2 separate regions of the Homo sapiens genome follow, and region 1 is linked to region 2. Evidence: read pairs that join two places in POLR2A ChIA-PET (ENCODE). Cell type or tissue: GM12878. All regions are shown on one strand. Links, peaks and the distances in the headings refer to the core of each region. The heading gives the core; the rest is flanking DNA.

What was found. Peaks named below come from ENCODE experiments on the same cell type or tissue, not always from the same donor. Only the 100,000 strongest peaks of a DNase experiment are listed, where the experiment ranks them.
Region 1: POLR2A ChIA-PET joins it to region 2 with 11 read pairs; 2 of 35 experiments call an interaction of 5 or more read pairs at or near these places.

What each region holds. Positions count from the first base shown.
Region 1 is chr1:87,046,845-87,062,436 of GRCh38, reverse strand. All of the region lies in intron 1 of HS2ST1 (heparan sulfate 2-O-sulfotransferase 1), which reads right to left. Among named protein-coding and RNA genes, the nearest start is that of LINC01140, 75 kb to the left of the region's middle. In GM12878, for the core only: no CTCF peak of the experiment used is centred there; DNase peaks (open chromatin) are centred at 4,426 and 4,936; H3K4me3 peaks cover 1,719 bases; H3K27ac peaks cover 2,685 bases.
Region 2 is chr1:87,109,289-87,124,880 of GRCh38, reverse strand. It overlaps HS2ST1 (heparan sulfate 2-O-sulfotransferase 1), which reads right to left. Exons shown (of 7, transcript NM_012262.4): 7 at 14,899-15,592. Among named protein-coding and RNA genes, the nearest start is that of LINC01140, 13 kb to the left of the region's middle. In GM12878, for the core only: no CTCF peak of the experiment used is centred there; a DNase peak (open chromatin) is centred at 5,950.

The DNA.
Region 1 (15,592 bases), core at 3,270-11,269, 63 kb after region 2:
TATACTTCACCTGAATTGGTAAAATGATACCAGTGAACTGACAGGTGACATTTATATAATAAAATATGTAAAACAAGCATGAAAAAGACTATATAAAGACATTAAACTCAAATCAAAATGCAATTCTAAAAAAAAATATAAGTAACCCACAGGAATGCAGAAAGAGAAAACAGAAGTGAAAAAAACAGAACAGAAGACAAATAAATAGAAATGTCAAGGGAAATTTTAAAAATACATTGACATGAATGAAAATGAAAATAAGCAAATCAAAATTTGTGGGACACAGTTAAGGCAGGACTGAGAGGGAAATTTACAGCACTGTATGCAGACTTTAGAAAAGAACAGTCTCTAATCAATAATCAAAGAAGATATACAAATGACTAACAAACATGAACAGATGTTCAACATCATTAGTCACTGGGACATGCAAATCAAAACCACAACAAAGTACCACTTCATACACACTAGGATGGCTATAATTAAAAACAGATAAACCAAAAACTTAAAAAAAAAAAAAGAGAAAAGAATAGGAAAATAACAAATGTTAGTGAGGAAGTGACAAATTGTAACCCTCATACATTGCTGGAGGGGATGTAACATGGTGAAGTCATGATGAAAAACAGTTTGGCAGTTTCTCAAAAAAGTTAAACAGAATTACCAAATACCTCAGTAATTCTACTCCAAGGTATATACCACCCCAGAGAACTGAAAACAGGTACTCAAATACTTATAAATGTTTAAAGCACTAACTCACTATAGCCAAAAGGTAGAAACAATCCAAATGTCCATCAACAGATGAATGAACAAATAAATTGTGGTACTATATACAGAGCAATAGAATATTATGCAACTATAGAAAGGAATGAAGTACTCATATATGTTAGTAATACAATATAGATGAACATCAAAAATATGCTAAGAAGCCAGATACCGAAGGTCATATATAATTAGATTAATATGAAATATCCAGAATAGGTAAAAATGAAACAGTATATATTAATATATTGGTGGTTGCCAGGGAATGGGGGGAGGGAGAAATGGAAAGCACCCGATTAACGGTGATGGGGTTTCCTTTGGAGTAATGTTTTGGAACTAGATAGAGATGGTGCTTGTACAATATTGTGAATGTTCCAAATGCCAGTGAATTGTTCCCTGTAAAATGGCTAACTTATGTTTGTTTCACTTCAAAAAAATTACCAAATATTGAGATCTTATAATACAGGTTCATTTTAATAATAACATTAAAAACAAATTATAAAATATTTAACTGTTTATAAATTAGTCATTTATTCTCAATTTAACAATATTTATTGAGTATCTTCATGTACAATAAATTTTTGTAGGCCCTTATTAGACACATCTTTTAAACAAACATAATGCTTCCACATTAAATATATGTTAATCCTTAACATTCTGAAAATACATTACAAAATAAATATCAAATTTTCTTTCACAACTTCATCTGTGATAAGGTTCTCACTAAAAATATATTGGAGTTAATGCTCCTGAGATGATCTATTAGATAAAAACATTAAAGTAATTATTAAATACCCCATCAATCCAAAAAACACCAATTCTTTTCTTTTTGTGTTATTGCTAAGGTTACTACGTTAAAGGAATATGAGTTATATTTTACTAAATGTACTTGCCAAGCTTGGCTATGGCTATACTTTTCTACAGTTATTACATTAATTTAACAATGTGAAATCCTTATAAGTTATAACCTTCTTTTATTATCAATCTGAGAAATACACTAATCACCTACATGAAAAAATAGTATTGGTAATAGCTAACATTGAATTCTCACTATGCTTTAAGTGTTTTATGTATATCATCTGTTACACCCATGCTGTGTTGTGGTTTATATACATCATATCATGAGAGGCAGAATTATTATCCCCATTTAAATAAGAAAACTGAGTCTCTTTAAGTGATCACCAGCTGTTTACTGATGTCAGGATACCATTACAGGTCAATGTGACTCTAGAGCTCATGTTCCACATTATACTGATTGTCTGAGATTTTGTCTATTTCTATTATAGGAAGAGGTAGAGCCTTATAGTTAAATACAGCACTACAATATTATAGAACTACCTTTTTTTTGCAAATGCCTTTTAAAATTATTTGATATATTTTATTTTGGGATTGCAAAAGCATTTTGCAATTGTTTCCTGCAACATTCCTTTGAAATAGGCATGGTAAATAAGTGAAACAGAGGGACAGAAGATGGTTGTCTTCCAGGTGCTTAAAAGAAAAACATGCTGTACTATCTTTGCAACTTCCTGTGAATATATAATTATCTCAAAATTTAAAGTTATAAAAAACCACAACCAAAGCCAAAAACAACATAATTCTTGATATCATTCCCCAAATTAGTAATTGTATAATATTCTAGGTATCATTCTTGAATAGGGAAAAAAAATCACAACATACAAAGGTTTTACTTATTTATGGGTTACTATATGGATTGTAAGGTCTGAAGTAGGTCCAATATAGGGCCTAAGTTTTTCTTTAAATGTACCAGAATAAGTATAGAGATGAGACCTATTATTCAAATTGTAAGTAGAATCCTCTCCCAATTCACAGTTTAGAAAAACACCAATTTGCCTTGATTGTACTGACCAGAGTCAGATTTACCTGCATCCATCTTTTGGGAATGAAACTCCCAGAGCATTTTTGGGAAAAAAATTCTTTTACCAGACGCCCATAGCCTGTTCACCCTAGCCTCTTACTTCTGTCTGCCAATAACACCTGCACCAAGTATCTATTTTTAAAATACAAAATATCATAGTTAAAAATCATAGGTGAGCTGACTTCAAGGCTTCTTTCTTTACTCATTTCAGTCACTTGAAATAAGTACGCTGATACAAAATGGGGAGTCCAACTATACATGCTTTTCCTTTTTCTTGAGCTTTATTAAGACATTAATCTCATCATCCCTCATCTCTTTATAAATTTCTCAAGTGAACTGTTCCTATTTTCATAGTCTATCTTGTACAAAATTGAACAAATGCCACTGTAACAAATGCCATAAGTAAGAACAAAATACTTCTGGATCCAAGAATTGGAGAAAAACCTTCTGGAAAATACACTGAGTAAGTTCAGCCTTAAAAGGACAGAGCTGGCTTTCAAGATGTGGGGATGGCTAATTGGAGAAGGCATAAAAGCCTGAGTAGTAGCACAAGCTGATAAACAACAAATATACTAGCATAATGATTATAATATTAACAGTAATGTGAAGCAGCTGCAAAAAAACGTATGGCAATTTTAGGCTGTGCCAATAGGTATATAATTATCAGTGTAACAAGTGCTTCTACTTTGAGCCTTTACTGTGAGCCAGGAACAATGCTTCATATTTTATTCATTTTTTATTTTTTTGAGACGGAGTCTCACTCTGTTGCCCAGGTTGGAGTGCAGTGGTGTGATCTCGGCTCACTGCAAGCTCTGCCTCCTGGGTTCACGCCATTCTCCTGCCTCAACCTCCCGAGTAGCTGGGACTACAGGCACCTGCTACCACGCCTGGCTAATTTTTTGTATTTTTAGTAGAGATGGAGTTTCACCATGTTAGCCAGGATGGTTTGATCTCCTGACCTCATGATTCCCCGCCTCGGCCTCCCAAAGTGCCAGGATTACAGTCGTGAGCCACCGCACCCAGCCAACGGTTCATGTTTAAATGTACATTACTTCACCTAATTCTTGCAATAATCCTATATGGTAACATTACGGAATTTAGACTCAGAGATATGAATTACAGGGGAAAAAAGTCAGAATTCACACCCTCATCTGTCTGATACCAAAGCTTATACTCCTAACCAAAACACAGTAATTAATGTTTCAAGTCACAGGAAGGAACAGTTCCTAAGAAATTTGTATTTAGTCACACAGGGCTATTATGTGTCATTTCAGGCACACGTTAAAAGCTAGAGTACTCCAGAATGGGAATGAGCTGGATGGATCATGCCACATAAAAAACTTAAAAAAAAACAAAACAAAACAGTGCACTTAGCTAAGAGAAAATCCATAAAAATGACTAACAGTCTCTTGAAATACTTGAAAAGTTATTGTGAAAAAGAGGCAGAATCCTTTTTGTAGCATTACTCCAGAAAAAAAGATATGACTGTGGCTCAAGAGAGAACGGGCTTTCAAATAATTAGTAGTGCAAAGTAAAGACACAGGCAGTTTAGGGGGTGGTAAGTTATTAGTCTCTGGAGATACTCATATAGAGGTTGCATGAGGACCTGTCAAAGAATGATGGAAAAAGGATTCCTGCACTGATGAGAGCTGAAATCAGGGGACCTCTGGATTGCATAACCCTGAGATAAGTTCCATAAAGCTATGCTATCAATTTCTCCTCTACAGTACAGATGTGTTTTTGGACTCCCTCCACCCACTCACCCCGAGGCTAAAACAAAATCGAAAGAAGCAGAAATAGAGAGAGAAGCAGGCCAGTAACAACTGGGTGGGAGGAAGGGAGTAGGATGCCTACTTATTCTCCCACAATCCTATTTTATTCAGTTTCACCCAGATGTATTTGTTTAGCTTAAGACAAAAAATACAGTTTTTTTTCTCTCTCTTTTTCTTTTTTTGAGACAGAGTCTCGCTCTGTCGCCCAGGCTGGAGTGCAGTGGCATGATCTCAGCTCACTGCAAGCTCCGCCTCCCGGGTTCACGCCATTCTCCTGCCTCAGCCTCCTGAGTAGCTGGGACTACAGGCACCTGCCACCACGCCTGGCTAATTTTTTGTATTTTTAGTAGAGATGGGGTTTCACCGTGTTAGCCAGGATGGTTTCGATCTCCTGACCTCGTGATCCACCTGCCTCGGCCTCCCAGAGTGCTGGGAGTGAGACTTTGTCTTTAAAAAAAAAAAAAAAAGTGCCTTCTGGGTGACAAAGAAACCTTCCAGGCAAAGGGAAGAAGCATGAGCAAAGTCCTTGGAGGCACAACACTGTAGAGTGCATATAGGCCCTAAAAGTGGTTCTTAATAAGCTTAGAAGATAGGAGAAAAATTAAGGGCAAGGTAAAACATAAGGCAGAAAAGTGGGCAGAAGCCAGATCACAGTGTCTTAATCACCATATTAGGAATATGAACCATATCCTATAAGCCAGCATTCTGAAACTTGCTGGTCTCAGAACCTTTTATACACTTAAAGATTGTTAAGGACACCAAAGAGCTTTGGTTTATGTGGGTTACATCTAGCAACAGCACATTAGTAATTAAAATTGAGAAACATTTATTAACTCACTTTAAAATAACAATATGACATGTCAGCATAAATGACATGATTTTGTGAAAAAATTTTCCAAAAGCAAAAAAATTTAGTGTAACATATTTTTGCAAATCTTATAAAGTGTCTGGCTTAATAGAAGACAACTGGATTTTCATATCTGCTTCTCCATTCAAAATATTACCATATATTATTTGGGTTGGAGTCAATGAAGAAAATCAGACTCATATAGATACAGTTGGAAAAGGAGTACTTTAGTAGCCTTTTCAAATAATTGGAAATATTCTTTTTCAATTCTACACTAAAACCTAGTGTTAATTTCTTAAAAGTTAACTGCAATGTGATAGAAAACCATATTAATGAATATACACTATTCAAGTTCATATCAGTGAATATATACTGTTATATTGATATACTTTGCACTGTCATTTGAAAAATATTGGTATACGGAGTTATGCAGATCCTCCAAATATTAATACATTAGAATTGTATAATAAAAATTATACAATTTAAAAAATCACATTCATTATAACACCACCAATCTCAGAGAAGTCTAAGTATTGGGAAACTGTTATGTTCATAGCGGCAGATACAAGTTTTTTTGAATTTTATAATTGGCAACTAATACTGTCAACTATTTTCCTTACAGCGACAAGTTCACTTCATTCATTTTTGAGAAAATATCTCCCAACTACACAAGTCTGAATAAACATAGTTTGTGTGTTGATCATTCTTTCAAGTAAAAACAGTGTTCTATGAAAAAAATTGCCTTGTTGAGCTTGCAACTTGTCTTAATCTATTTTCTCTTGCTATGACAGAGACCAGGTAGTTTATAAAGAAGTTTCTTTAGCTTCTGGTTCTTTAGGCTGGCAAGTTCAAGACTGGGCAGCCACATCTGTTGTCTTCTGGTAAGGGCTTCATGCTGTATCAAAAAATGATGGAGGAATAGAAGAGAAACTGACATATGCAGAAAATAGCGCAAACACGAGAGGCAATCTTGCTTCATAACAACCTGATCTCATTGTAACTAATGTAGTCCTCAGAGAGTGAGGACTCACTAACTCCCTCAAGACTGTACTGATTCTTTCATGAGAGCAGATTCCTCATGATCCAAATGCCTCTTAAAGGTCCCACCACCTCTCAACACCATTACAATGGGGACCAAGCCTCAACATGAGTTTTGGTAGAGACAAACCATATTCAAACCACAGCACAACTCAATCACACAAGTGCTTTACCTCAAGACAACCTCTGTACTCTGGTATGCAGAAGTGCTTGATGTACTTTATATATTGTGACAGAATATTAAGGACATACACAAAATAGTCAATATTTAATAAAGTTATTGCTTTCTGACGGACATTCTTATGTGAAAATGGCTTTTGAGGGTTTGGGCTGTTAGAGAAAGGCAGCAAAAAACACAATGCCTACTAGTACAGTTTGGTACCACCAATGCTTTTTACCATAAGGACAAATGTCAACTAGTGAAAAAGGCAACTAACATCTTAGAATTATTATGAAAATGATTGTGAACTATTTTGTGAAAGCCCTAAAGGAGTCTTAAGCATCCCTATGGTACATGGACTGCACTTTCAGAACAACTTCTATAAGCGATAAAGAGCCATTTTTTTAAAGAGTTTTAAGTAACCCACGCGGGACTTCTACAATGCAAGATTTTATAGAGTGATAACGCTTACAGTTGAGTATCAATGGCCTGAAGACATAGTGAGGATTAAGACTTGAAGGAAAGCAACTGCAGTAAGGAAGAAGCATGGGGACTGGAAGGAGATAGGTTAATGGGTTAGAGGCTTAGGTGACAAGAGTAGAAGACGGAATTGGAAGTGGCTAAGGTACTGTCTCTAGGCTTCTTTACTGAGGAGGAAGATGGTACCATTCAGTGAATTTGAGAATTGGGGAAGGAAGAATAAATGGGGATGAAGAAAGGAATTCAGGATAGTTTGTAGTCTACACTGAAGTTCAAACTGAGAAATCAAGTATGTAGCTGGTCTGTGGAAGAGCCCATTTTCATAAGGCTTTATTTCAAGCTTGTGTAAGAACAATATCCAAGCCTAACAGGTCTAGGGAATAGGATGGGGAGGGCACAATGGCAGAAAAGTTCTGGATTAGAATGTAATGTGGCATCTGTTCCCTCCCAGCCCCATGAATTTCCAGATATTTATGTGTTTGAGTTTTTAGAGAAAGGGAATGCAGGGAAATGATTAAGGAGCTGTTTCAAAGAAGGGCTTTGTAATATAAAGGGGGCACTGTATTAATTAGGGAAACATCAGCTGTTGTAACGAAATCTCGATTGTTTACTACACAAGAAGTTTAGTTCTTGCTCAAGTACCAACATGAGTGTTTCTGGTTGGCAGACAGCCTTTTATGCAGTAATTCAAGGAATTATGCTCCTTTCCTCTTCTGACTTTGCCATTCTCCACAGTACCTTGAAGTCTTTTGATCCAGCTGGCCGATAGAGTGCAGAAAGCACAACCATTTCTTAATTATCTTGGCAAACACTAGTCATATGGCCCTACCTAGATGCAGGGGTTGTGGTGAGAAATTTAATCCTTGGTGGGCAGTTGCTTCCTAGCAATAAAAACATACTAGAGGAAGAAATGCATGAATAGCTGGTATATAGTTTGCCATTTCTTCACACAGGCACATAAAGCAGGTTCACAAGTGATAAAGTATGACATTACTGAGGACATAAGAGAACTTTCTCCATTTCTACATGAAATGTGACATCAATCTTAGCACCATGAAGGCTCCCATACTTTCTGGCATTTCCTCTTGGGGAAGCAGCAGAGATGATGATGCTTGATTAGAGATAGTTGTTCTATGGACAAGGAAGTAACCAAGCAGATTCTTATGGGTAGAGGGGAGTCTGCTTTTTAAAAAACAAACAAAAAAACCCACATGAGATATCTCTAGAAGAGTTTCAGAAATATTAGAAAGGAATTTCAATGGAGAATGAAGCCCTGTGCAAACATCTAGGGTAATGGCCAAAATAGGCTATTTGACCTATTATAATAATGAAAAATAGGCTATTAATGTAACTCTGATTCCATATGTATTTACAGGGTTAGTATGAGGGAGAGATTTGGATTATCAGTTTCAGACACAGTGAGTTTCATGTGCCCATGGAACATCCAGGTAGTAATATGTAGGTTACAGAAGATATACATCTCAGGAGAAAGTTCTGAACTAAAGATAGAAATTAAGAGTCACAACACAAAGGCATCAGCTGATGTAAAAGGAGTAAATGAGATCATGAAGGTACACAGTTAAAAAAAAGAGAATTTTATTTTTATTTTTAAACATCAAAAGAGAATTTTGAATTCATCAGCTTTTGGTTCTAAATATCTGTATTACCAACATTACCTATAACATATGTGCAATACAACCAAAAACAAATCTGCACTATCACTGCAAGATCATGTACTAATCTATTAAACATTTTAAGTGCTTTTGACCATGTTGTCCACTTGTAGATACTCAAAGTATACTGCAGCAGATAAATGCTAGTTTCATGTCTTACTGACATGCCTTTAAAATGTTTTTTGAAGGACTCATGAGTTTTGCAACTCACAAAGCACGCAGCTGGACCTTACTACTAAGAATGCATTTAACTAAAATCTCTGCTAGCATTTTTTTCCAAAGTAAAACTAAACATAATATTGTAGAAGATGTGAAAAAGGTTGAAAGTAAATTATTCAGGAAGACATTAAAAAATTTTTAATGCACATACTGGTGGAAAAATAAAATAGGAGTAAATTATATATAAGCTTTGTAATTCAGCTAAAATATTAATTTTGATATTAAACTGGTAGGAATAATTCAGAGATTTCCTTAAATTCTTAGCACAAGTCCATACTGCCATTAAAATAGATGTGCTTTGATTGTTGAAATATCATACCAAGAAGATTAAAGCATTTTCAAAATCAAGAAATGCCAGAACTGTCTACAAAGCTAAATTATTTTCACACTTCAACAACTGCACCTGGTGCTCCACTCACTAGTAAGTAAAAAGAATAAGAAGTAACTAGGATTCAACTCCAGCTGGGTTTGGGTATCATTAACGAAAACCTAATGCAGCAGCTGTTGAAAATTAGAATTAGCAATGCTGAAAACTTGCTATTATTTTACTGGAGTTTGATATGCATCATATTCTAAAGCAGTGGTTCTCAAACTGAGCATGCATCAGAATTACTTGGAGCATTTGTTAAAATACAAATTCCTGCCTTCCCACATTCCCTAGCTACTAATTCCAAGGACTAAGAATTTGCCAGTCCAGTTCCCAATGCTGATATGATGGTCCAGGAACACTTTGAGAATCGGTGTTCTAGAGGGCATTTCTGTTGGCTTATTAAGAAGACAGATATAGAATATTATCTTTTCCATGTAACTAATTAATTGTACCCCATTAATTGGAATTTTAGATGTACCTTAGATCTGTGAAAAACAACGTAATGGTATAAACTAGTTGTGAGGGTATTCTGGTCATCACATCCATTACCCTTTAACTCATGGCACTGATTCTATTGGACTAACTGGATTTCCCATCTTCCTCACTGCTCGCCACCAACCACTACGTCTCCTAAGGCTAGTCAGTTCCTCTTTAAAGCATGCTGTACCATCATTATGGAAAGCACAAGTGAAATGTTTACATTGTTCTTGAGCATAAACTGTTACAAAACCCTGTGAAAATGCAACATTAATTAATTCTGAATCATGGTCATTGCCCCACACCCTTTTAAACTGAAACCATTTTTGGGGTACAACCAAGAATTCAAGAACCATGTTAAAGATATTCATCTAGGAACATTCACGTATATATGAAGAAATTCTGATTAAACTACAAGTTCCAGTCCTGGCTTACTAGTTAAAAACTGAAGTTCAAGTAGATTGTACACTACCCATTGTTAAGACTAAAAAAGTGAGTTAAAAAAAAATTTTTTTTGAGACAGGGTCTCGCTCTGTCACCTAGCCTGCAGTGCAGTGGCATGATTAGGGCTCACTGCAGCCTCGACCTCCCAGGCTCAAGTGATCCTCTCACCTCAGCTTCCGGAGTAGCTGGGACTACAGGTGTGCGCTATCATGCCTGGCTAATTTTTGTATTTTTTGTAGATACAGGGTTTCAGCATGTTGCCCAGGCTGGTCTCAAACTCCTAGGCTCAAGCGATTAGCCCACCTCAGCCTCCCAAGATGCTGGGATTACAGGTGTAAACCATTGCACCTGGCCTAAAACTTTTTATATTTTACAGCTTTGTATCTTCTGAGAAACTGTTATAGCTTTTCAGTTGAATTTGTATTTTTCATGAATCTTTAAAAATTAGTCACAGGTATTAATATTCTAAAGATGTTCTTTTTTAAACATCGATTTCCAAAAACTGTCTTCCTTTGCATTTGTCTTGTGTAACAAAAAAGAACCATTATTCAGGATCCTGTAAACTACAATTCTTTACTAGTGACACTTCAACATGCCCACAATGCAATGATAATTGATATTCTCAATAATGACCAGTAAAATGCTGGACAGTTGTTATCAATCGACAAAAACTAATGCTTGACCATAATTTGAGTTTTAATTGTGTTTTACTGAATTTTAATCATATGAAACAAGTGTAAGAAAAAAATTCTCAAGTAGAATATTCTTTATTTTGCAGACTACTGAACATTTACTATACAATAGACATTTTAATATCTACTTTAAAATAATTTGTTGATCTTTACATACCCTATATATTAGCTTTTTAAATCCATTAATATTTTTGGCTTATTTTCCTATGCCAGAAATAAAATTATGATCATTATGAAAAGGTATGGGTTGATAAAATTAATGGGGATAAGGCAAAGTAACTCAAAACTGTTTGTTCTATTGTGAGTTACTCTGCCTCATCCCCATTAATCTATTTGAATTAGGCAACATAAATTTAAGTACATTCTAATTGAACACTGGAACCAATCAAACCACGAAAACTGAAAAAAAAAAATCATGTAGAATTAACGTGACTTTTTGGGGGAGGAGAGCATAACTTGTTTAAAAGCTACTTCTTTCTCTGAAAGAAAGGTGATGACCATTATTACCCAGTATACAGCAGACACACAAATTTGCTTAATAAAAATAATATAGCATACTAAATTAAACCATATGGGAGACAGAGTTCTTCACTCCACAATCTAAGAAATATTAAAAGGAAGTGAAGGATAATGTTAAAAGTGAAGGTTTGAGGTGATTTGATCTCTACTAACCTAATGTTACATATAGCACAGTCAAAGCTAAAGCTCCATACATGTCAAGACTGTTTAGTATAATATTCTAGGTATATCACACCTGACTAATCCTCAGAGGTTTTTTCCTGTAATGGTGCCAAGACTCTGTAGGAGAAAGTGATAGTGGCAGAAAAGTCAGAGATTAAAGTGGTCAGATAAGTAGGGCAGGACCATGATTTCTGACCCTAGAGTAATCTAAGAATCACATGGAAAGTTACATTACCTTAAAATAGATTACAGGGTATAACAAATTCCATGGGACTGGGGAATCTGTATTTCTTAAAAGCTCCCAAGGTGATATAAGAGCAAGTAGTCTAAAATCAATAACAAACAGAAGATATTAGAAAGCAACACTGGAGTCAACATTTGTTGACTCTGGTTTGTGACCCTGTGGGTACCATTCTCCATTTTACCCTTTTATAGCTAAAATTTTACAGGAGTCTCTGTAGCATAATCTCTCATATTTGGAGGCCATTTTATTTCTAATGTAGTCCCAGTTTACTTCCCAATTTTGGCTTTTTCTTGGTGGCCTAAGATAACCTAGAAATAATAAGTCTAAATAAAACAAAGTTCGAAAAATAAAGAAAATAGAAATTTTAGGAATAAGATTACTTGATGGGATCTATCAAATTATTCAAATTCTTAAATCTTAATTTATAATTACTAACATTTATATTTGCACATTAAAAGATAATGTACTAATTATCAGGATCCATACACACCATAGAAAAGGCTGAGATTGTCAGACTAGATAAAAAAGCAAGATTCAACTATATTCTGACCACAAGAAAACCACTTTAAATGAGAGAAACATTAAATAACTTAAAAGCAAAAGGATGAGAAAAGATATATCACATTATCACAAATCAAAAAAAGCTGGTGTAGCCATATTCATGACAAATGGATTTCAGAGTAAAGAATACTGGCAAAGATAAAAAGGATCATTTCATAATGATAAAGGGGTCAATTTATCAAAAAGACATAACAATCCTAAACAATTTTGTACCTTTATAAGAGAGTTTTAAAAACATATGAATTAAAAGCTCACAGGAAAAACAGACAAATCTGCAAGTATAATTAAAGATTTCACCATCATGCTCACAACAATTGATAGTAAACAGAAAATCACTAAGATACAGCAAATTTGAACAATATCATCAACTAATTAGCCAATTGGCATTTAGAGACCACTCCATCCAGAATGCAGATACACATTCTTTTCAAGTGTACATGGAACATTTGATAAGACAGACCATATTCTCAGTCATAAAACAAGGTTCAAAATATTTGAAAGTACTCAAATCATACAAAATATATTCTCTGACTAAAACAGAATTAAATTTAAAATAACAGAAAAGACATTTGAAATGTCCACAAATACTTGGACTAAATAACACACTTCAAGTAACCCACAGGACAAAGAAAAAAACAAAAAGGAAAGTAGAAAAGCATTTTGAACCTAATAAAACAAAAACATCAAAATTGTAAGATGTAACTGAAGCAGTGCTTTTAGGGAAACATACAGCACTACACGATCATATTAGAAAAGAAGGCAGTTCTAACACCAGTGACCTAAACCACAGCTAGTTCTTTGTGCCAAAAATAAATAAATAAATAAAAATAAAACTGATAAACTTCTAGCCAGACTAATAAGAAAAAAAAAGGGAAGATACAAATTATTAATATCAGAAATGACAAAGGAGAGAATACTACAGACAATAAAAGAATATTATAAGCAACTGTAGCCAATAAACTTGATAAATTGCTAAATTCCTTGAAACACAAAAATTAACGAAGCTCACAGATAGCTAAACAGAATAACCTTTTAAATCTATTAAATGTATAGATAAAAAACCTTCGCACAAAAAATGAAAACAAATCTTTCTCACAGATAAACAAAAGGCCCAAATGGCTTTAGAAAATTCTACCAAACAAAAAAAATACCAATACCAAAAATACCAACATAAGAAAACATCAACACAAACTCTTGAAGAAAACGCTTTCCAGTTGAGTCTCTGAAGCCAGCCTTTGATACCAAAATCAGACATGAAATCCCTTATAGAGGCAAAAATTAACAACATTTAGTGAAATGAAAGGACAATTATCATACCTATGTAGTTTATCCCAAGGATACAGATTGGTTTAACATGCAAAAGTCAATGTAACTTACCTTATTAAATAAGCTAAAGACCACGTATTCATCTTAATACATGCACATAAACAAAATCCAACATCAATTCATGATAAAAATCTCAGCAAACTGGGACTAGAAGCATGATAAAAATCTCAGCAAACTGGGACTAGAAGCATGATAAAAATCTCAGCAAACTGGGACTAGAAGCATGATAAAAATCTCGGCAAACTGGGAATAGAAGGGAACTTCCTCAAACTAATAAAAGGATATCTGTAAAAATGTTCAGCTGGTATCATACTTTACTGAAAGACAGACTGGATACTTTCACCCTAAAACCATGAATGAGGCAAGGATGTCCACCCTCATCAGTTTTACACAACACTGTCTTGGAGGCTCTAGCCTGTGCAATAAGGCAAGAAAAAGAAAGGCACACAGATTAGAGAGCAAGAAGTAAAACTGTCTTTTGTCACAGACAGCATGACTGAATGCGTAGAAATTCCAAAAGAATCTAATAAAAAAGCTACGAGAATTAATGAGTTTAGCAAGGTTGCAGGATATAAAAATCAATATACCTAAATCAATTGTATATTACTAATAACAGATAATCAGAAATTCACATAAAAAATACCATGTAAAATAGCACAAAAATATAAATAAATTTGCAATAAGATGTACAAGACCATACAGTAAAAATTATAAAACTCTGCTGAGAAAAATTAAATAAGATCTAAATAGATATGCCACATTCATGATTGAAAGACTACTGTTAAGATGTCAATTCTCCAAAAATTTATATACAGATGCCATGCAATCCCAATCAAAATCCCAGGACACTTTTTGGTATGAATTGACCAACTAATATGGAAATGTAAATAATTTGGAATAGGCAAAACAAATTGAAAAATAAGAAAATTGAAGGATTTACACCACTTTATCTCAAGACTTGTTATCAAGTTACAGTAATCCAGACAGTATAGTACTGGCATGAAGACAGACATCCAGATCAATGGAACAGAATAGTGAATCCAGAAATATAACTATACAAATATGATCAATTGATTTTAGAAAAACTTGGATACAAATATGATCAATTGATTTTAGAAAAACTTGGTAGGATAGTTCAATGAAGAAAATGATCACCTCTTCAACAAATAGTATGGGAACAACTGGATAGCCATTTTTTTAAGGGAATCTTCATTCTTTCTTCATTCTTCACATCATATACAAAAATGAATTTAAAATGAATCACAGACCTAAATATAAGAGCTAAAATTATAAAACTTATAGAAGAAACAATCCTAGTAATTTTAGGTTTGGCAAAGATTTCTTAAATATGACACAGTAAACAAGAACTACAAAAACAAACATCAATATAGTGGACTTCACTGAAATTAAAAGATACAGAAATGAAAAGGAAAGCCACATAAAGGAAAAAAATTTGTGAAATGTATAGCCAACAAAAGATTTGTATCATATCAACAAAAAATGTGTATCTTACAACCTAATGAGAAAATAGCCAGTCCATTTTTTTAAATGAACTAAGGATTTGGACACTTCCCCAAAAAAGAGATATGCAGATAAGAAGATGAAAGACGTTTGTCATTAGAGAAAATAAAAGGAAAACTACAATGAGATAACACAAAAATTTGTAAGAATGGCTAAAACTGAAGACCGGTCATACCGAGACTTGTCAAGAATGTGGAGTAACTGGAATTCTCATGAACTGCTGGTGGGAATATAAAATGAGACAACCATTATGGAAAACAGTTGGACAATTTCTTAAAAAGTTAAACATATAGGCTGGGCGCAGTGGCTTGTGCCTGTAATCCCAGCACTTTGGGAGGCCAAGGCAGGTGGATCACCTGCGGTCAGGAGTTCGAGACCAGCCTGGACAATATGGTGAAAGCCCGTCTCTACTAAAAATACAAAAATCAGCTGGGCGTGGTGGGTGCCTATAATCC
Region 2 (15,592 bases), core at 2,480-10,479:
GGGGCTACTCAACCTGTATTTTTAAATATATATTCTTCCTCATTATAAAGAGGATTAGAGATGCCTTCTATAAGAACTGTTTGATAAATCACAGGTGGGTCAGCAACTTTTAGTCCCAAGCATTTTGGATAAGGGCTACTCAACCTGTATTTTTAAATGTACGTTCTTCTTCATTACAAAGAAGATTAAAGATGCCTTGTATAAAGAACTATTTAATAAATCACAGGTGGGTCAGCAATTTTTAAAAAAACACAAGACTATAAATAAAAAATGGAATAAAGGATGAAGCTACATCAAAAATTTCTAGCACATATGCTTATTTTGGATCAGGCAGAGATTTGGCTTTGTTTTCTAGCTGCCATGGCAAAGCAAAAAATGGGGGAGGAGAGACATCTGATTTGTTAGAGAATTCAGTGATCATAACAAACCAGAACCATGAAATAAGCCAGTCACAAAAAGACAAATACTGTCTGATTCCTCTTAGAGGAGGTACCCAGAGGAGTCAAATTCACAGAGAGAGAAAGTAGAACGCTGGCTGCCAGGAAGTGTAGAGAAGGGGAATGGGGAGTTATTGTATAACGGGTACAAGGTTTCCATTTGGGAAGACGAAAAGAGTTCAGGAAATAGATGGTGGTGATGGTGGCACAGCAGTGTAGGCACTGACTGCTACTGAACTACACACATAAAAACGGTTAAGATGGTAAATTTTATGTCGTGTGCATTTTACCGCAATTCTAAAAAGTTATGACTTAAAAAAGAAAAGAAAAGAAAAAAAAAAAAAGCCAGGCCCTGAGGAGCTGAACTACTTCTCCTTCTGATACGAAGATGAGGAAGAAGTTCTCTAATTAGAGTTCCACCAAAAGGAGACGTTTAAGGTTGCAAATGGCAGCTTCAACAACATGCTTACAGGAGACGCATTTCTCAGCCTTCAGTGGAGGTTGATGGCTTCACGCTAAAATGCAGTTCAGAGAAAGCACTATGGTGGGGCAGGGGGATATAATGGCGTCCAGGTAACCAAACGGGATGGTTCATGGAGGCAGGAGAGGACATCTGCTCACGTGACTGTGGGAGAGCAGCCTGCCTGGCCTTCTGCAGAGGCTCCAGCAGGAGGGAACTTGTGATAGCACCACTGCTGCCCAGTTTGAAAGTGAGACATGCAAATATGGCCACTTGGCCACCCACCAGAGTTAACACTGATGTGATACTCATGTCCCCAAGTTCTTCAGCCTTCAAGACTCGACTCTTCCCTTAACATGCAAACAGCTACAACCTTAGCTCCTATCCCAGGAGGCTGCAGGAAAGCCAGTCTTTAGTGAGCTTCTCCTACCCCAGTTGTTTCTAAGAATCACCCAGGAATGCATCCACGTTCCAAAGATCAGGCCTGTTTGCCACATCAGGTTGCCCTGGATGGACAAGTTTTCCACTGCCTCTAAGTCACCCTTGGCTTCTCCAGGTCGCTGGCTCCCCCACTGCATACAACCATACCCCTCCTTTAGTCTCCCAGAACATAAGACCAAACTATAATATTGATCGAAATTTTCTGAAAGCTCAAAGATAGCAGAAGGGAATTACAAAATAGAAACAGAAAGGTTAAACCTCAGAGATAGGAAGTCCTAACTATCTTCGTCCTTAACTCCTAATTTGTCCCTCATTTCAGGGGCCAGCCTGCTTTTCCCCAAATGCTTTGACCATGTTCCTTCTACCTAGAATCTGGCTTCCCTGATACATTTTGGGGTCCAAAAAAGAGAGAAATCTCCCAGAGGGTCCTCCAAGTCCAATGAAATAATTATCTCTGAGATGCAACTCTGCATATAGAGAAGACAACCCGTCATAGTATTTTACAGAGTTACTTGGCTCCTCTTTGTCTCAAATACCTCCATTCCAAATAGAGTTTGCTTGAACACGACCAAATACACATTAAAGTGCTGCTTTATTTTATTTTATTTTTTTTTTTGAGACGGAGTCTGGCTCTTTTGCCAGGCTGGAGTGCAGTGGAATGATCTCGGCTCATGGCAACCTCCTACTCCCTGGTTCAAGTGATTCTCCTGCCTCAGCCCCGACAGTAGCTAGGATTACAGGTATGCGCCACCACACCCAGCTAATTTTTGTATTTTTAGTAGAGACGGGGTTTCACCATGTTGGCCAGGATGGTCTCCATCTCCTGACCTCATGATCTGCCCTCCTGGGCCTCTCAAAGTGGTGGGATTACAGGCGTGAGCCACTGCGCTTCTTTCAAAACAAAGCGCCATTTCCCTCAATGTTGAATCATAAAGTTGCAGTTTGTCCCCATCCCTAGTTACCATGTTTCCAAAATTGTGGGATGCCATCTCAGTTCAAGCATCACTCCTATAACTCACTTTTACTGTGGTGGAGCAGTAGGGGGCCAGCCTCATTGGTTCTGCCAGGCATACTCCTTCTGGCAGTGGGCAGGATGGTTTTAAATGCTTGTGGCTTGGTAATTTGTGGACTCATTTGCAAGGCAAATGCAAGCTATCTAAAATTAAGGTTCAGTGAAATGGGGCACTAGCTAAGGATTTCTTTTGTTTCATTTTAAAACCACACTCTTGCTTTATGAGATTGTTACCACAGATCTAGCAAGAGGCCTGATTGCTTTCATTCACTGTATAAAATCTATTCCACCCTTCCCACTGAAGCTTGGATGAAAGAGTTGTAAGGGACGGGCCTATTGAGGTCGGTGGTGGCTAGTTGCAGCCAAATGTCAGTGCCATAAGGAAAAGGGCCAGGCTGGGAAGTTGGCCTGGCCTAGGATCTGGTCTCTGTATTCGTGTTATTGGTCACAGTCCCCAAGGGGGAGGCTTTGCGCTCTGATTCCTCTTGGTGAAATGTAGGGTAGAGTGTTTGGTCAACTTCAAAGCCCAGTGCAACTTCCTCAGCTCTTTGTCAGATTCTACCCAAGTCTGATCCAATCCTAGGGGGTGGAGGCGGGGAGGGGCGGTGCAGTATTCGACTTAGTTTACTCTTGGCAAAACAGATCTTCCTGAGTCTCAGGGAGGAAAACGAGCAGCTTAGACAGATGTAAACAGGCTCTGAGGCCCTTTGGACATCAAATAACACTAACAAAACAACGTTTAGATGAGTTAAGTGTAAATCAATCAGAAACATATGGACTACATTTAACTGAAAATACACAGGGGTTTACAAATTACAGGCACAGGGGCTTGGCAAAATGCAATTCAAGTTTTGCCAAACCTAAAATGTTTGGAGAAGATTAAAAGAAAGTAGTCTGACCCCAAATTCCTTCAACCCTGCCCATCTCTGACACTGATAATATCCCACATGACCATAAACATTTAAGGGCATGGATTTTAAGAGATTTATATGCTGAATAAATTTAACTACACAACGAGCTGAGGTTCTTTTCCAGAAGAATGTTCATAGAAAGCTGAAACTGCCAAGTGACTGTATTAAAAGGGAGAAAACATCTACCTTTTGAGTTGGGCCAAAGAGATACACCTACATGTTTTCACTTGCAACAGAGTGGGATATTCTAAGCTTAGATGCCCGTGATTGCAGATTCATGGAGCACAGGCTCTGCTTTTTCCTGGTGTGGGTAGTCTTTGCACAGTGAGTGGCAGGCAGCATCTTGCACCCATTTGCCGCATATGGGGACAACGCAGAGATATATTCACTAGTGTCACTGTTGTGTTGTGACCCTCCCACATGTGGCATTTCTAGGTCAAAGAAAAGTTGTCCCAGTGGAACTAAAGCACCCAAGATCCAACTGTTTGAGTTTTGAGATTCAAAAGTGAAGTCTGACTAAGATATAAAAGATTTGGTGTATCCACCCCACTTGCCACCCAAGATGAGATGGAGTCTCCAAAGGAGAGCAGAAGGAAAGAGAGGACTCCTCAGTGGGGTCCCTGAGAAAGAGCTGCATTACTGCTGCCCCCTGGAGGATGGAGGGGAATAAGAGAACAACAAAAGAGGTTGTGGGATGGAAGAGCAAAGACACCACTGTCTGTTTCCTGGGTGCCCAGCATGGACAGGAGCAGCAGAGTAGAAAGTGATTCCGGGTGTGCCCAGATCGAGAGGCCTGTGACAGCCCCATAGAATTCCCACAGCCCTAGAGTAGTTGTGTGGGGTATGGGGCAGAGGCATAGCAGAATTCCCTACAGGCCCTCAAAAGGGGGCACAGGAGTAGTTAAGAAAGAGTCAAATCTGCACAGACCTTGCAGTGGGGGGTGAGAGAGGGCAGCCACAAACCTGTGGGTATCAGTGATCAAGGGTGGGATGGGGTGATACAGACCTGGGAGGCTGGTGTGGATGGACAACCTGGGTCAGAGGGCCCCTCTGTGCATGCATGGACACACACACACACAGGCTGTTGTGATAGTAATAAGCCACCTACAATGGAGACACAACCCCCAGCGAGAGAAAGACTATCCAGCAGTAACTGAAATTGCCAATCAGCAAGCCAAATGGGGACTTGTAACGGATTCACTAAAACAAAACATAATGTTTCTGGCACACTTCAGCTGTTGAGATTCTTGCCTTCTCCTCATGTGGATAAGGTCACAAAGTTGGTCAGGTGGTGTGACTGTTAGATTGTTTTGGGTATTCCCTGAACTCTAAGAAGCAGACAAAGCTTCACCCCACTTCATTTCACCCTAAGGAAACTTGATCTGAGTCATCAGGGATGAGCTGAGGCTGTGAGAGGAGGTGGGAGTGGGTGCAGACTTCAGTTGAAGGTGCAAAGGGGTCATCAATGGAAGTGGCAAGAGGGCAACCCACCAGGGGCAGGTGAGGGAGACAAGTGTGTTGAACCCTCAGGGGTCAGGAGGCTGTCAAAGGCAGAGCAGTGTTCCATTGCTCCTCCAACACAAACCGTTTTCTAGGATATGCTCAGGCAGGCCAGCCAGCTTACCACATCCTCTTGCTCTGGAGGGACTAAGGGAAGGGCTGGGAGGCATAGAGGAGCTCCAAGATGGTTGGTCGGCTAGAACCAGGGCTCTGCATGGAGAGGGAGCTGCTGAAGCCAGAGGAGGGGCCTAGAGACACAGTAATTTTGAGGAAGGGAGGAACTTGGAATTGTTCATACTTGTGCCATTGGCTTTGTGGGGTAACCTACAAGTGGGAAGTTAACCAGAAGAAAGCAGTCATTGTCATTAGAGGAAATTCTACGTCTTCTCCTGTGTGGCACACAGGATGATTCAAGGGCCAGCCCACAATATTTCTGTTTTCCCCTGCATCTCGCCTGTTGGTTAGAATGTGGTTCTAGACACATGGGGCCTGTAGCAATTGAATATGAATTTGCATCCATGTTTACAAAAACAATCAGAGATTTTACACGGGCCTCCTCAGCATGAAATATGCAGTGAAGCTGCAATAACCCCTGCTACCACCCACCTCCCTACTACCAGATTTGTTTTCTATGGCTGCTATAACAAATTACCAGAAATTTAGTGCCTCACAGCAAAACGAATGTATAACCTTACAGTTCTTGAGATCAGAAGTCCAAATGGGTCTCACTAGGCTGGTGTCACTTCCATCTTCAAAGCCAGTACTGAACAGGCCAGTCTTTTTCACATGGCATCACTTGACACTGATTTTTCTTCCTCTTCCATCTTTTAAGGACCTTTGTGATTACACTAGATAATCCAGGCCCACCTGGATAATCTAGGAAAATCTTCCTGTTTTAAAGTCAGGTGATTAGCAAACTTAATTCCATCTGCAACCTTAATTTCCCCTTGCCATGTAACATAGCATATGTGAAGGTTCTGGGAATTAGGAATGTGGACATCTTTGGGAGATTGTTCCAAGCACTGGCTGTTATGCATACATGCATGTACACACACACACACACACACACACACACACACACACACCCCTGAGAGACTCCCAAAGAGGAAAGTTGAACAATGAGCTCACTCATTTCTAGAAGCTCCTGCATCTGCCAAATATCGTCCCGCTTCTAAATAAGGCTGGGCTTTACTTTTTCAGATGTCAGCGGTCTACCACTTGCTTTCAATCTTACATTAAGTTAATGCTTTAGCCGGCAGGGCGCAGTGGCCCATGCCTGTAATACCAGCACTTTGGGAGGCCAAGGCAGGTGGATCACCTGAGGTCAGGAGTTCAAGACCAGGCTGGCCAACATGGCAAAACCCCGTCTCTACTAAAAAAATACAAAAACATTAGCTGGGCTTGGTGGCACGTACCTGTAATCCCAGTTACTTGGGAGGCTGAGGCAGGAGAATCGCTTGAACCCAGTTGGTGGAGGTTGCAATGAGCTGAGCTTGCGCCACTGCACTCTAGCCTGGGTGACACAGTGAGACTCCACCTCAAAAAAATTAAAAAAAATAAATGGGCCAGGCACGGTGGCTTACACCTATAAACCCAGCACTTTGGGAGGCTGAGGTGGGCAGATCATGAGGTCAAGAAATCGAGACCATCCTGGCCAATATGGTGAAACCCCATCTCTGTTAAAAATACAAAAATTAGCTGGGCGTGGTGGCACGCGCCTGTAGTCCCAGCTACTTGGGAGGCTGAGGCAGAAGAATCGCTTGAACCCGGGAGGCAGAAGTTGCAGTAAGCTGAGATCATTCCACTGCACTCCAGCCTGGTGACAGAGCATGACTCTGTCTCAAAAAAAAAAAAAAAGCTTTAGCCCAATTAGGAACAGCAAGTTGCATTTAGATGTGATGGGCATCAGCTGAACAGCCATTTTCTACCTGCACACTCCTGGAGCTGTGCTCGTGAGGGCCCGGCCTCTGCAGAACATGCAGTTGTTTTTTAGGCGACTTCCTAGCAGTGGAAGTGTTAACTGCAGGATTAAAGATGATGAGAAGAAAGAAATATTTTATATTTTTAAAACCCCAGAGTTATCGATTTTTATTATAAAAAACATATGTGCTTCCTCCTCTGTAGTAGAAGTGTTCCTGACTGGTTATATGTAAATCAAATTCTTTATAGATTGAGTCATATTTTAGATGCACCAGGGGAGCTGGCTATTTAAAGGGACCCTGCTGTGAATCTTTCTGTCAAACCAAGAGGCTGTTTGCGATGCTAATTTTCACCCCTTAATTTGTCTGTTTTGTAGGTTCAGATTTTTATAAAATCTCCAAAATTCACCTACCAAAGCAAGGCACACCTGTATCCTACATTTCAAGGGTATCTTTTTCATAAGAGCTCAAAGAGCTGTCAGGTGGATTATCTCATTTATCTTCCCAACATTCTTCCACAGGAGTTTGGGGCAGTCATTATTATCCTCAAAGTAGCTGTAACTGTCTCCCAAACAGCATCGCAGGGGGCCCCATGAAAGGCAAAGACATGCTCAGCTGAGAACTATTTATTTTCCAATTAACAATAGGCTCCGTCCTGGGAGGGGCATATGGGGAGTTTTTCTTCAGAGCCCAAAATGTTCTTTTTTGCTATTCTTTTTCACTACTGTCCAGATAGAGAAACTGAGGAACTGAGAAATTAAGTGCTTTCAATGTTGTAAATGTTTAGTGAGTGTCCCTATACAAGACATGGTGTTGGAGTTGGATGGGGCCAACATCAAGAGCCAGAAAAGGCCCTCACCTGGAGTTTGCCACCTAAGGGGAAGAAGTGCAGGTGGACAATACCAAGAACAAAATGTTAGGGAACGCTGACGCCTTCAGCTCACCCACAATGTTCTTCTCCCAAGGATTTTAGAGCTATGACCTCATTCAATTCTTACAACACATAAGGTGAAGTTGGCTTTGGTTTTACTTTTGGTAGAACAAGGAAACTTAGAGATTAGTGATTTTCCAAAAGGCACATGACAGGTGAGCGAGCCAGGACTTAAATTCACGTCTGTCTTATTCAAAAAGCATGTGCTTCCCATGTCACTATTATTGAACATAGGAACAAGCAATGGGCTTTGTGAGTGTAGTGACAAACAGTAAATTCTGACTTTCAGGATCAAAGAAACTGTCCCAGAGAGATGCTGTTTGAGCTAGGTCTTGAACGGTGAGAAAGATTTCCATAGAGAACTGGGAGAAGAACAGGGAGAAAGGTATGAAAGCAGGCATAAGTGACCTGGTTGGTCCAGGCTACCAGAGAGCTGTGGTGATAAACAAGGCTGAAAGGGAAGTTAGGGACCTAGCATAGAAGGTCTTGAATGCTACCTTAAAGGAGCCGCACCTCTTCCCACAGTGGGTGGGAAGCCACTGAGACTTTCTGAGGGAAGAAGCAACATGAACTTTCTCTCTGGAAGACAGAAACTTTCTTTCTGGCATCAGTGTGAAGAATGAGTTTGAATCAGGAGATCAGATCTTAATACTTAAAGTTAGATAGCATTTTCTCCTCCAACAGAAAGAAAGCAACCTGGTGGACATTGAGGGAATGCCAGGTGAGAAAAGGTGCAGTCAGAACGGGAAGCTATGTTGCTTGGCATCAAGATGAATTCTCTTTCCCTTACATTAAACAAGGTGGCTGGACCCTTGAAAGGAGGGCACGTCCTGGCCAAGCCCACCCCTGGTGCTTCTTCCCTTCCTCTGCACCCAGCAGTGCCAGGCATAGAGGAGTGGGCCATGATCTGTATTTCTCTTTGCACTCTGAGATCTTCACAGGTGCTAAGGATAGGGGTGTGTAGCCAAACCTAATGCTTGCCTTTTAAGCTGACTCCATCCTTCAAGGTTCCTTGTTGTCTGTCCTAAACCACGCAATGACAAGCTGAGCTCAGTGAGCATCTGTTGGGCCCATAACCTCTGGGGGTATGAGAGCCAAACATCTTCGTATTGAACCTTATCTCTTCTTCTAAGATACCAGTTTATTAGACTCATCCAGATGTAGTTTCAAGGTCTTTGAGCTGCAAAACCAACGAAAGATAAGATGGTGAAACTGGTGGGGCCTCAGGCAATAAGAAAGCCTATCTCCTTTGTCCACCCCACTCACCCACCAAAGCTTATGAATCTTTAAAGATCCATCCTTCAAAGCAACTATGTAAGGCCATGAAGGAGTAGACTTGGAATAAGGAATGTATTTTCCTTCAGTTTCTATTTTTTGGAGAGTAGTGTAATTCTTGCATTTGTTAAAGACCTTGGGGCTCCTGGAAGAAAGGAGATTTAAGTATAAAAGCCATTATAATAGCATTACTATTAGCAGTAGTGAGTTTGGCATGACGCCTAGGCCACCCGGACTCCAGAGTCCTAAGTTACTAAATGGGAGGCTCAGTGTGACTCAGATGGATCTGATCTGTTAGCCAGGGAGGTGCTAGGAAATCTCCCTAAACACAAAAGGAATGTTGTGGTGAGGGACTGAGCAGGAGGAGGGAGACAGGAAGAGGCAAGAACAGAGGGTAAAACCAAATTCAGGGATATCTGGAGAGCTCAGAGCAGGTGCCACTTATGAAGTGAGATTTCTGGAGTCAAGAGGCTGTCCTACCCACCTGCCACCCCTCCTGCCTAAGCATGCCTGGACTCCCATGAGGCAGAGGTTTTACTCCTTTGGCTTCAGGCCTCGTATCCACTGTAAAACTTCTGCTCTGCCCTCCCACCCTGAAAAGGTTAGACTGGCTGGTCATGGATATCTCTGAACCCCTCTTTGCAGAAAGGCCCTCAGGCATGTGGAGGGAGAGAGCTGTAAGCAGCATGCCACAGTGGGAAGTGAGGGGATGGCTGGGAGGGCTGCAGGGACACCAGGAGACAACCAGTCTTTGCTGGGTGCCCATGTTGGATCTGGGCCAAGCCTGCTCCATACAGCACTTAGGAGGAAGCATCAACTTCTCAGCACCTTTCACCTCCCCAGAACAGCTTGGTCAACCTCCTGCCATGGTGGCTCTTGTGCAAAGGCAAGGTTTGCACATGGAGACCCTGCTAAAACCAGAGAGCCCTGGGAGAATTCACAAGACACGCTGGCTGAACCGCTGGGAACTGATGACTTGAACTTGGCCTGTACTCACTCCCCAGCACATTGAAAAGTGGACTCAAGGTGATTTTCCCAACATTGAATCTGGGAATCCTGTCAGTCTTTAGACATCACCACGACCACCGAGAATAACTAACTGCCATTTATTGACCTGGGACTGAATTTAGGGACTAGGAGGAAGCATTTCAAGAAAACAAAATGGCCTAAATTTGCCCCTCCAAACTCCCAGTCCTCGTCGTTGGAGGCCGCACTGAGTTGCAGCCATAGCTATAGCCCACATGGGTGACTGCCATAGCCCTAGGTCATGCTTTTCCTGTTGCCAAGCCCTGTGGGGCTGTGTAAAAGAGGCAGAAAAGACATGGCAAGACTTTTTTTTTAGACGGAGTCTCACTCTGTCACCCATGTTGGAGTGCAGTGGCGTGATCTCGGCTCACAACAGCCTCCATCTCCTGGGTTCAAGCAATTATCCTGCCTCAGCCTCCTGAGTAGCTGGGATTACAGGCGCACACCACCACACCTGGCTAATTTTTGTATTTTTAGTAGAGACAGGGTTTCACCATGTTGGCCAGGCTGGTCTCGAACTCCTGACCTCAGGTTTCACCATGTTGGCCAGACTGGTCTCGAACTCCTGATCTCAGGTGATCCCCCCACCTGGGCCTCCCAAAGTGCTGGGATTACGGGTGTGAGCCACTGCATCCAGCCTATGGCAAGACTTTCAAAACAACCCCCCACTACTGCCTGTCACAGCTGTCAGAGCCTATGCAACAGGATGGTTAAGAGCAGAAAATTTGTAGCTAGACTTGGATTTGAATCCTGCTCCACCACTTTCTAGCTGTGTGACTGTAAGAAAGCATCTGAACTTCTAATTCATTCTCATCTGTAAAATGGGGCTGCTAGTAGTACCTTCCTCAGAGGATTAAGAGGATGAAATGAGGCCAGCCATGGGGGCTCAAGCGTGTAATCTTAGCACTTTGGGAGGCTGAGTCTTGAGCCCATGAGTTCGAGGCTGCAGTGAGCCATGGTTGTGCCACTGCACTCCAGCATGGGTGACAGAGTGAGATCCTCTTTCTCTTAAAAAAAAAGGGGGGATGAAATGAGTGTTAACAAATGCATAGCACTTGGTACAGTGCCGGCACATAAGAAGTACACTATACATGGGCAACAATCTTCCTCTTTCAAAAAGAATGTGTTGAGGAAATGCATTGCACCCGAAGGCTCAGTCCACTGCCCTGCTGATCTCTCAGTGTGTGTGGAAGGAAGCCTATAAGCATTGCTATGCACGAAGATCAGTTCTGATTTCCCTGGAAGTCCCTTGAGCTATCGACTAACCCTTGGTCTGGGCTCTTGCTTCTAGGAGAAAAAAAAATGCAGATATAATTTGTGAGAAACAAGTGGGCACTTCTGTTTAAGCTGCATGACTGGAAGAGTTCACACGTGACCACAGACTAAGAATCTCGGCTGGGAAGCACTGCCAATGATGACAGCAACAGGGATTTCCAAGTAGCCACAAGTATTCCCACACTACGTCAACCCATGGCTCCACAGATATTGCCAAGCCAGGGCAAGGAGCCCTCTTGCCATTAAATCCATCACAGTAAACTATTAAGTATGACCAAAGAACACTGGGACCAGAAAGTCCAGATGAAATGCACTTAGTTTGGGTAGCCATTTTGGATTCTCGGCTCTGTCCCTGAATTTCCTGAGCACACTAGTAGCCACGCTGAGGTTTAGCCCCCACATTCACCTCACACAGAAAACAGAAACTCATTAGAAGGGGTGGCATTGTTTGCCTTACTCCAGAAGAGCACATTGGGACTTTTTTCTTCTTATTGACCTGCTCTGTGGTCCCCCAAAACGATATTTCAGAGAGGAATTTACCAATAATGAAATATATAAGATACACTATAGTTTATAACGCAGTCCAATGTAGAAAACAGATGGTGTTGGAGCCAGACTGACCTGGGTTCACATCCTAGTTCACAACTTTTGTTATGAGAAGCCTTAGGTTACTTAACCAGCTAGGTTAAGCTCAACTAGAGCTTCAGTCGTCTCATCTGTAAACTGGTGCTCTAGACCAGTGGTTCTTAACTTTAGTCTTGGTCAGAACCACCTGAAAGCTTATTAATAAACATAGTGCTAGGTCCTACTCAGAAGGCTAGGGCCTAAGAATCTGCCTTTCAACAAGTTCCTAGGGGATGCTGACACTATTGGTCCAGAGATGGGATTATAGCCTAAGAACCACTGCAATTGTTTAATCTGTATTACAGCCCTTGCTGACTTTGAGAGACAGGCACATATCAGGAAGGGCATCAGGGTTTGATGGACTAGGAATCTTGAGGGCTGGGGAGCCCATCTTCCACCTCCTAGCTGTGTCAGTTTCAACTGTAAAACGAGGATAATGGTATCTACCCTTCCACGTGAGAATCTAATGAGAGGATAAATGTGAAATGAAAGCGCCTTGTAAATTATAAAGTTCTAAACAGTTGTAAAGGATTGAATATGAGGATTACTGAAAGGTTAAGCTCATGGTGCAGAGAGAGCCTGTAGTGCAGTGCCTGGCAAACAGTGGGGGCTCAATAAATACTAAATGTAGAAAAAAAAACCCACAAAAGTAAAATTTGCCACTGACTCCATGCCAGAGATTTCAGTCTTTGTCATATATTAAAATAAGAAAAGGTAATAAAGTTGTAACACATGAAGTTCACATTTCAATCGTGGGTGGCAAGGACCTCCTTCCTGGATTCTGATCCAATATTATTCAAATCTCCACTACTTAATGTGGAACTACTGTGGATCTTGATAAGAGGAAAAGGCTGGGCTCTGTTTCCACTTTGCTCTTGGCAGTCCTCAGGCCTCCAGTATAACTTTCTTAGAAAATGAATAGGGCTGGCTCCCAGAGAGACTAATCTAATCTCATCTTGTCCACTCAGAAGATCCGTATCAAACATTACAGACTGTCTGACTGCAGGACTACAGCAGGAAGGAGCATCTAATTCCATCTGGATTTGGATCAGTGATTAAACGATCAAGTAGAGAGCCATTAGCATGGTAGAAATAGAAAAGCAAAATATAACTGGCCTATTTCTTAAACATTGTTCTCATCTAAGGTGTTATTCAAAGAGCCCCCACATGAAACAAAGAGCAAGCCTGCGAGAGAGGAGTTTAAAGTCCACAGCCTCCTTTAAAAACAGACATGAATGGATCAACATGCTGCATTTTTACTGTTTATGGGCATGACAGTCTGATCAGATAACCATGCTATGCCAAGAGACCTAATTAGTAATCCTCTGGCGAATTTTAAATTACTTTTAAAGGAAAAAAAATATGTCTCTGGTAACTCTTGGTTGAATAAAATGTCACTCATTTCTGATCATCCATTTTCAGAAAGGCTCTGCCCGCTTCAAATGGAATTACTGGTGAATTCAGTTACGCAGAAAAGGTATATTTCAGCTAATCAATTTTGAGAGATCCAACAGTTTCAAACACCTAAGACTGAAACCTCTACATTGTTTTTTTTTACAGCACAACCTGGCTGCCTTATCAAGAGGGCACCCAGAATCATCAAAATGGGTACAAATGAAATGTTATTGCCACAGGCACTTTAAATACATCTCTCAAGATGCTACATGAAATACCCAGATTTAGGGCAAATTGGCTCACATTTGTGAAAGCAAAACAAAGTTCAGAAACCAGATCACTTGGGGACTGTAGGTCTACTCTTTGCCAGATTTTAACATTTAATTAGATACAGGTTAAAGCTTTGATAGTTTAAGGCGGCACATGCTTAAAAAATCACAAATTAGCAAGTTTGACAGTTCTTTGATGTTAAATTTCTACTAAGAGACTGAGTGATTTTAAACTGGAAAGAAAGGAGAGCGGAGGGAGAGGGAGAAAGAAAAGAATGAACTGATTCTAGAATCCCAGAATAATCACTCTTCGATCTGCTGCTCAGGGACAGAAATTTCTTAACATTCTTACAGTTCAAAATACTTATGTTGTCTGTTTCATGGAGGGCGTATTTAGCAAGAAAACCTAGACAGGGGTCAGTTACTGCACTTACAGCTCATCCTCTTCCTTTTCCAGCATCACCGATAGACAGGCTGAAGGCTCTAGAAATCTAGTTGCCCACACCCTTGATCTAAAAGAAAATTAATCCATATACGTTTTCTCTATTTCCCTGTAAACGCTGTCAGTGCTAATGATGTGAAACATTTCCAGGCATGACTTTCATTTCTAAACTTCAGGTTTAGAGAAGTAGAGGTAGAGGCTTAGAGTTGATGTGTTTTATTAGACGCCTTCATCATCAAACCAGAGAACATCAGAAAAGTTTCTAGGGGGTTCTTTCTAAACTCTAACCCAGGTCACAAAATCTGGAAGAGCAAAAGAGGCAAGGAAGCCAAACATCTGATAGGGAGACAGTGAATTCTTTCTTTGTGATCCTATGTTCTTTGGGAAAACACTAGTCTGTTTTATAAGCTTTGACACAGGAAGTAATCATCATTGCCTAATTGAGGCAAAAGCAAGGGGTGCTGAAAATTTGCACAGATGCATTGTGTTACAAACCCAAGTTAATGCCTTCATTCCCCATTTATTGATTATATCCCACCTGTCACCAAATGTTGGCGTTTCTGGCCCTGAGATCTGTCTGCTTCTCCCCAACCTTATCTCTACTTTTCTTGACAACTGCAGTCAGGTCCTCAGAGGTTTTCATGTTCTCAGTTTTTAGCTTGAGAGCCTATTCCTTACACTGCTGCTGTCCTTTCTGTTCAAAGAGTGCAAATCATTTCATTCCTGTGATCCTGAATTTTATGTGTGTACTATTTAGCAGTCCTTACTGTTCAAATATACTAAGATATGAACTCAGTCATTTCTGGAATAAGCAAGTCCTATCTTCTTTAGAACAGTCAGCGTTTCCCCCCTTTAATCTGTACAAATGAGTGATTTGTATGTGGAAAGAACAGCAAGAATCAGAACCAGGAATATTTATGCTACAGGTACATAAGTGAGGCGGTATTAAGATAATCAGTAAAAAGTACAGTCATTCAAAAATATTTATAAAAATATCATTTATGAAATGACAAAACCAGTATTCTGCAGGGTGAGAACGGCACATCAGCTTGGTAACAATATTCCAGCACAGCATATAAATGCCATCAGTTATTAGTCTACCCTGGCCAGTACTTTGCATACATCATGCCCAACCTTTACAACAATCCTGTTATGTCCATTTACTGACATCACATTGCTAAATGCAGATCCCTTTGATTCTCAAGCCATGCTCTTTGTTCAGCCACTGCAAGTACAAACCAAATTCTGTTAAGAAAACTCATCATTGAACTGGTATTTTATCAACCCAATATCATATAATATAAATAGAATCAATCAAGCATTGCTCAAAGCAATGAGCCAGTGGCTAAGAATTGAAAATCAATGGAATTGAGACTTTCTTCTTTAAGGGGGAAAAAAAAAATCAGAAATGTGTGTTCCCAAAAAAAATTATGGATATGTCCAAACTGTGCCATAAATGTTAGATTAAGTTACTTTCAAATTTTTTTAATTCTAATAGCCCTTTCTCTATTTTTTTCTTCTAATTAAGTATATATTTTGTAAGTTTTCCATCTGAAATTTTATTACCAGCAATGAAGTACAAAGCAAAAGCAGCAGAGGCATGTCAGTCCAGATAAAATATTGTCACAAGCCATAAAATCATTAGAAACCAATGATGTTGCATGCTTTCTTGATG